2 separate regions of the Mus musculus genome follow, and region 1 is linked to region 2. The links are chromatin contacts, found by Hi-C or POLR2A ChIA-PET in ENCODE. All regions are on one chromosome and are shown on one strand. The core of a region is the stretch at or near the end of the contact, and the rest is flanking DNA. Distances in the headings are between cores, read along the strand shown.

What was found. A loop is a pair of places that touch in the nucleus more often than their neighbours do. ChIA-PET counts read pairs that join two places held with the same protein, here RNA polymerase II (POLR2A).
Region 1: a loop to region 2 is called in a map of left cerebral cortex, with 7 times the contacts of the local background. The contact joins the enhancer-like site here to the promoter of Pik3r1 in region 2. A Hi-C loop is called at or near these places in 9 of 37 maps with a recorded cell type or tissue (gastrocnemius, heart and left cerebral cortex). POLR2A ChIA-PET finds 5 or more read pairs at or near these places in 4 of 5 experiments (Patski and embryonic stem cell).

Annotation. Positions count from the first base shown.
Region 1 is chr13:101,809,764-101,813,454 of GRCm38, reverse strand. No RefSeq gene overlaps it. Among named protein-coding and RNA genes, the nearest start is that of Pik3r1, 43 kb to the right of the region's middle. Within about 2 kb of position 1,362, at least 2 of the 3 ENCODE cell types and tissues checked have a DNase peak (open chromatin) inside an H3K27ac peak, as active enhancers do; they include gastrocnemius and left cerebral cortex, where a contact is called at or near this core.
Region 2 is chr13:101,766,939-101,770,445 of GRCm38, reverse strand. It overlaps Pik3r1 (phosphoinositide-3-kinase regulatory subunit 1), which reads left to right and starts at 2,229. Exons shown (of 16, transcript NM_001077495.2): 1 at 2,229-2,469.

The DNA.
Region 1 (3,691 bases), core at 113-2,612, 44 kb before region 2:
AGAGGCCACAGGGAGCTCGCAGAGAGCCAGCAGCTGAGAATGAGAAGGCTCACTTAGAGAGCTCAGCTGAAAGCTATAAACTCCTTTACAAAGACCAGCTGAGTCTGTTGGCCTCCGCATCTGAGGTGCTTTTTACACTGATAAATAGGGGACTTTTTGTTTTTCTCTTTTGGGGTGTAACGGGGGCGAGGGGTGGGGGGAGAGAAGAGGTACAGCTGAGTAAAAATCAGGTTTGTCTTTACAATTAAGCTTAGTCTGTCAATTAATGGAGGAAATAATGTGTAAATACAGAAAAATCCCTTAAGAGGTGGATTTCATTTACTTAATACCTTTAAATAATAGTGTGCGTGAAAAACTAAACAGTGATCGCTCGTGTAAACCTCTGTTCTTTCAAGCTGGCTGTTTGCATACTTGAAGAAAAAAAATATATGAGCATCTTCATTGCATACTGCCAATTGTGAATGATTTTACCTGATGGAACATCGTGTCAATGCAATTCAAAATTACTGGGAAAAACAAACCTGAAGGTATAGGCAGTTGTTCTCGCCCCATGAAGAAGTTCCACAAGTTAAGGTATAGTTTACGGTCGCCCTTGTCTTTCTTGAACTGTGGCCACTGTGTCTGAGTTCTCTCCTGACCATTACAGGAAAGGACAGGGGGACTCTGAAGAGGGAGAGAGGAAGGGAAGCCAGTAAGTAATTTACTTTCTATGGCTTGCAATGAGTCACCACTTAATATGTCAAAAGGCTTTATCATTTTTATTTATTGTGTCATTTTTCACATAAACAGCTAGACATTTATTAAAACAATATAAAATGTAAATTTAGGTTTGAGAAACCCCAAGCGAGTCCTTATGAAAAGAAGATGTAAAGCAGCCCAGGTTTCCCTTTTGAATATGCTTTTTTTTTTTTTTTTTTTTTTTTTTTTTTTGCCACACATCTTTAAAGCTCACAGCTTATAAAGTCATCGTTATTCTCAAGGAGGTTTGCAAAACTCTCATCGTGTCTCTAACATTAAACAAGCCAGTTGTTAGCTTTAGCCTTCAGTCACACAAGCACTCCGAATCTTCTAGAAAGTTGTTTCAGCGAACATCAGAACCACAGTCTCTCTAGCTGCCGTGAGATCTCTCTTTCCCCTGATCTTCTGTCTTGGTACCCCCTCCAAATCCCCGCCAGCCTCGCCCCTCACCCTTTCTTTCTCCCGTCTGTGCTGAGCCTTCTCTGTCCTGGGCTGAGCCCTCTCTGTCCTGGGCTGAGCCCTCCTTTTATCCCACTTCCCTCTGCTCTCAGAAGTGAAACAGAACATCGTGTTCCCAAGCTGCCCAGCACACATGCCTCAGGATGCTGCCAAGTTCACAGCTGACCAATTGGCCTACTTTAGAGGGCTTGCATTTAGAAGATTTACAACCTTTATTCCCACTGCCCATCCTCAACCCTCATCCCCGTAAGCGCAATAAAGACTGTGTCAAATGTACTGATAAATCAAGAGCTCTTTGGTTTCGTTGCAACAAAATGGGCAGGCAGTTCTCTTCCGTGGCTTGCAGCCCTGCGGTTCACTCCCGAGGAAATGGAAAACATTGGCTGGTGTGGTTCACAGAGACGTTTGGAAGCAGCTGCCTCTGAATTCGGAACTCATTTCTAAAGAAATATACTGATGAAATGAGATGGTTTTCAATCAGGGCAAGGGGCTATCCATCTTTTAATTTCTTTCCAAAAAACAGGCTCAGGCAAACTGGCCTTCTTCCCATTTAGAAGACGGGGTTGGGCCTGCCTTTTCCACCGAGGTCGGGATAGGCAGCTTTGGTAGACGTTAAGTACTTTGAGCACCCTTGTTTGGCTTTTCAGTAAAGACCAGTAAGAATGAGAATTTAATAGAGTTGTTTTGCTTTGGTTCGGTTTTGGTTTTTGTGTTTCTAAGCAGATAAAGGAATTGTTTTCTCTTGGAGCCGGTGATTTCTTATTTATTATCTATCTGGTACAGTTCATTAAAATCTATTTTCTCTTGAGGGCAGACCCAGGTTTTCATAAAGCTGGTAAAACATGGCACCTTTGTTATGAGCAAGGATATTAAATTAGGCTCAAGAGCGAATGTCTATTTTAAAATAAATAAGAAAGTCACAACTTCTTACAAATAATAGAAGGCACCCAGAAGATGATACAAATAGTAATATAAATATAATAATATAAATAATTGGCATTAAGTAATAGCCAATGGTTTATTACAGTTTAACCGTTCAGCTCACTTATAAATTTGTTGTAATACTTTCTCATCTGTCCCTTCATGGCACGACCTGTAGAATGCTGTTTCATGTAGAGAGATGATTTCTGCCTTTCTTTCGGCAGAGTAGATGGAGTTTTTACATTTTATTTGATTTATGTATTTATTTGGTTATTGGTGGATTAGAAAAGGTCCTTTGCCTTCAGAACTCACTAGTCATGGCGCAGCTGAAACGTCTCCCGGGAGCTCCAGGGTGCTTCTTTGGAAAAGTCCCTTTGATCTCTCCGGGCAGAGCTCCAGACACCCTTTGGCCATAGCTTCAGTGACTGGCTTGGTCTTGTTGGGTGACCTCCGTGGGAGAACAGGGCACAAAACACTTGTGGCAGAACCTGGGTCTGGAGGCCCTTGGCAGAGTGGTGCCCATCTCACTCCAAGCCTTCTTTGATGGTGCCAAAGTTGGATTCCAGACTCTTGGGCAGGCACAACGTGGTAGAGGGAAGCAAACTGGAGGGAGCTCTGGGGGAACACGCCTGTCCTGCTCAGGCTGATCCCTAAGTGGGACATGTTCTTTATACCCATCCTCCTATCCCAGTCACTGACAAGGGCACATAGGACCCGAGGTGGAGAGCATTGGAGCTATTAAATATCACAAAATCGTCCTCTCTTCAGTGCTGGTCATATAGTGGTTGTTTCTGAAACTGAACTTGGGATGGCATTCTCTAGAGGAAATGCCTCCTATTTAATCTGAAAAGTTTAAGTTCCATAAGAAAAGACAGAGCTGGCGAGATGGCTCAGTGGGTAAGAGCACAGACTGCTCTACCGAAGGTCCTGGGTTCAGATCCCAGCAACCACATGGTGGCTCACAACTACCCGTAATGAGATCTGATGCCCTCTTCTGGTGTGTCTGAAGTCAGCTACAGTGTACTTATATATAATAATAAGTAAATCATTAAAAAAGAAAAAAGAAAATAAAAAGAAAAGACAATGGTTTTATCTTCCTGTTAAATTCTCATTATTTGGACAAGTAAGAGGTCTTCCTCTGAATGTGTCTCTGTTTGAAGAGGGGACCAAAATTAGTTAACAAATGTGTTTGTTTTCCAGGGTTAAAACAGGGTGGCCAACAGGAAGCCACTAGCTGTTGCTCCCTCAGGTCTTCATCCATTCTAGTGATACTTGCTCTTACATCATTCAAGCCGCTCTCCACTGGGGTGGGACTACAAAGCAGAGTTTAAGCATTTAATCACTTGGCATTCATAGTCAGTCCATGACGGCCCAAATAGTCAAATGTCAAGGCTTTTAGCCTGAGACTTTTCTGGTTGGGGCTGTTAGTGCCTGAACTTTTTCAGAGCCAAAAAGGTTTTGACCCCCTTTTAAAACCAAAGTTGATGATATTAAGAGAAGAATCTTGAAAATTCAAACATGTCTCCTTGCTTCCGGAGGAGGCTGAGATGATCCTTTTTTGACCCACGAGGAA
Region 2 (3,507 bases), core at 980-3,479:
AAGAAAACATCTGTGAATGTTTTATTACTTGAGTTGTCTTAGTTTGGATTAGATTTAAGGGCTTCTACCGCAGGAAACACACCACGGCCATCCACCAGGAGGCTCTTCCTTTCACAGACTACGGAAGAATGTACCCCTGTACCTTGGTTTCTAATTGCCACTATTAAATACTCCGACTGAAGCAACTTACAGGAGAAAGCATTTAACTCACAGTTCAGAGTAGTCTATCATGGTGGGTAAGTTAAGGCCATAGGAACTTGAATAGCTGGCCACCTTATGCCCTCAATCAGATAAGAGCAACCAGTAATGCATGCATGCATAGCCCTCATTTTTTGTCTCCATTCGTACAGTACAGAATTTCCTGCCCTAGGTGTGATTCTACTCATAATTAAGATGGATCTCCCTACACAAATTAACATAATCTATATTCAGAGAGATTCTATAAAGACTAGGCTGGTTTGAACTCGAGACTATGGCTTCAGCTTCAAAGTGCTGGGATTACAGACTTGTCACCACATCCTGAATGGTAGGCAAATTCTTTATTTTATTTTTTATTAGATATTTTCTTTATATAAATTTCAAATGCTATCCTGAAAGTTCCCTATATCCTCCCCCCGCCCTGCTCCCCTACCCACCCACTCTGCTTCTTGGCCCTGGCATTCCCCTGTACTGGGGCATATAAAGTTTGCAATACCAAAGGGCCTCTCTTCCCAGTGATGGCCAACTAGGCCATCTTCTGTGTAGGCAAATTCTTTTTTTTTCTTTTCTTTTCCATTTTTTTATTAGGTATTTAGCTCATTTACATTTCCAATGCTATACCAAAAGTCCCCCGTAGCCACCCACCCCCACTCCCCTACCCACCCACTCCCCCTTTTTGGCCCTGGCGTTCCCCTGTACTGGGGCATATAAAGTTTGCGTGTCCAATGGGTAGGCAAATTCTTAAATGTGATGTGGGTAGCAGCCTGCTTTTGTCTTTATTAGATACCAAGAGTACCAGAAACATTAGTACCTGAATTGTGTACTGAGATCTCTTCTTTTAGAATGGGCGTCACCTTTAAACGTGACTGCATTTGTTTAACATAAACTGTGAATTTCATTTTTTCCCTCTGCTTCCAAAACTCACAGTAATACACTACCAAATTTAGAATTTGACAACAGACTAAGTTCTTGGTTAAGAAAAAGCATTTTGTTGCCAGAATAGCTGCAAAAGGGATCTTTAGGGCAAGAAGGGTGGGTGGCTACAGGTTCCTGAACTACAAAATAAGACATATTTTGGGAGCAAAATTTAAAAAGTCCATGAGTTCTTGAACGTTTTTATGAAGACAAAACACGGGGCTATCATCCTTTCTTATCTGGGAAGGCTGAGCCATTATCACTTTTTTCTTGAGCAGCTTCCATAGTGGTTTCTACTCCAAGGATCTACATTTTTACATCTAACAAACCATAGACTTCATTTGAGTTTCTCCAGCCTATCAGAAGCGTTAGAAGGCGGTGGACTGGCTGAATGACCTACATAGGCTCTGCCTTGCAAGGACTGCCAGAGATCACCCGGTATGCGCCCTCCTCACAGAACACTCCTTTTCCTCTAGATCCCGCCTTGGTTCCTGGAGGCAGCCGTGCCAGGCTTTTGCAGGCGGCGGGCACTCGTTGCTCCAGCTCACCCTTTCACCCCTCCTTCACCCCGGGAGTGCCACGCCGGGTGGCGCGGTTTTTCTGACCACTAGGGAAGCTGGGCAGGCAAGGCCAGGAATTACAGGGCCTCCCCGCTTTGGCGAGCCCTCGCATCTGCATCTTCCTGAACCCAGCCACTGTCCTGAAGCTCTAGTGGATTCGAAAGAGGCAGGGTCTCGCAGGCAGCCGGCTGGGCTCCAGAGAGGCCTGAACTTATTTCCCACCCCCCACCCCCATCCCCATTTGAACTCCCTGCTTCGGGCCTGGGCGACGCCCCGCAGGCGAGCCAGCCCCAAGCACGCAGAGTTAGAGCGCTCCGTAGCGGAGGGCGCGCGCCGTCCAGTCGCCCGGGGCATCCCCGAGCCGGGGGCGGGGGCGAGGGCAGCGAGGGGTGCGGGGTAGGGTCGGCAGCACAGAGCGTAGCTCCTAGACCTTGGTAGCCCTCCCGGAGACTGGCAGAGGCGGAGGGCGCGGCTCGGGCGCTGGGGGGCGGGGTCTCGGGCGTTGATTGGTGTGTATCTGGGGGCGGGGCGCAGGGGCGGGCCCGGGGTGGGGCTGGCGCCTGGCGCTGGAGCTGCGCCGCTCAGGGAGAGGAGTAGCTAGCAGCTGGAGCCGAGTTGGAGGAAGCAGCGGCAGCGGCAGCGGCAGCGGTAGCGGTGAGGACGGCTGTGCAGCCAAGGAACCGGGACAGCGAAGCGACGGCAGGTCGCAGCTGGATCGCAGGAGCCTGGGAGCTGGGAGCTTCAGAGGCCGCTGAAGCCCAGGCTGGGCAGAGGAAGGAAGCGAGCCGACCCGGAGGTAGGCGGCGGCGGGTCCCGGTGTGCCCGGGAGGGGGAAGCGGTGCGAACGCGCACGGCCGCTGCTCTTCCTGTCACCGGCAGCCACTTCTGCTGCCGAGCCACTCAAGGGGAAGCGAGCAGGCTGCCAGCTCCCAGTCGCCAGCATCTCTCGGCCACTTGGAAGCCTTCTCCGGCCAGTGACCAGCTTGCTTGGTCGCAGCCACCTCCTGCTCTCATTTCCTTCGTGCCACCCCGGGCGGGCTGTGCTCGTTACCCGGAGCGTTCGGTCCTGGAGTTGCCAGCGGTCACCGGCTCCCCTCCTCCTCCGTCACCTCACGCTTCCGAGGGTCCCCGATCGCCCTGCAGCTTTCCGAAGCCGGGAGCGCGCGAGGAGAGTGCCTGGATCGCTGCCTTTGCGTTAGCGCGGCGTACCCTCCAGGCCCGGAGCCCCAGCCGGGGTCTCCGGCCAGGCTGGGCCATGGTGGTCCCCGGAGCTCGCCCCCAGCCCCCGCCCTCCGAAGTTTGCCTCCCTCCTCTTCCGGGGTGGGGGAAGTGCTCCTCGGGGCGGTCGGTGGCTGGGGCTCTAGCTCGGCGTCTGGCGCCCGCCGGGCTTGGGCAGGTTGCTGGAGGCATAATGAGTGGGATCCTGGCACCGCCCGGAAATCCAGCTTTTCCTAACGCGGGGCGACCCTGGAAGGACCTGCCCAGCACTAAGCTGCCGGCCAGGGAGAACCGGCCCGCGTGCAAGCCAGAGCTAAAATATCTGGGGGAATTGTCTGCAAGCTACTTCCTTCCCAAAGGCAGAAACTGCCCGGCAGATCACGAGACAAAGAGAATAGAAACGCTCTGACCAGGCACGCATGTACAGAAATGCATTTTAGTAACCAGCTTTCGCGCACAATAACGCAAGGGTGTGAGCGGAGTGGCTGTGACATGTTGAATGCTGTGTGCCGGCACTGTATTCAGGGGAATTCTGCTCCTGGCGCTAGTAATACCGGAAAGGTCTCACTTCCACCGTTAATTCTTGAAGAAGCTGCAGGCTCTATTGCTGTACTGG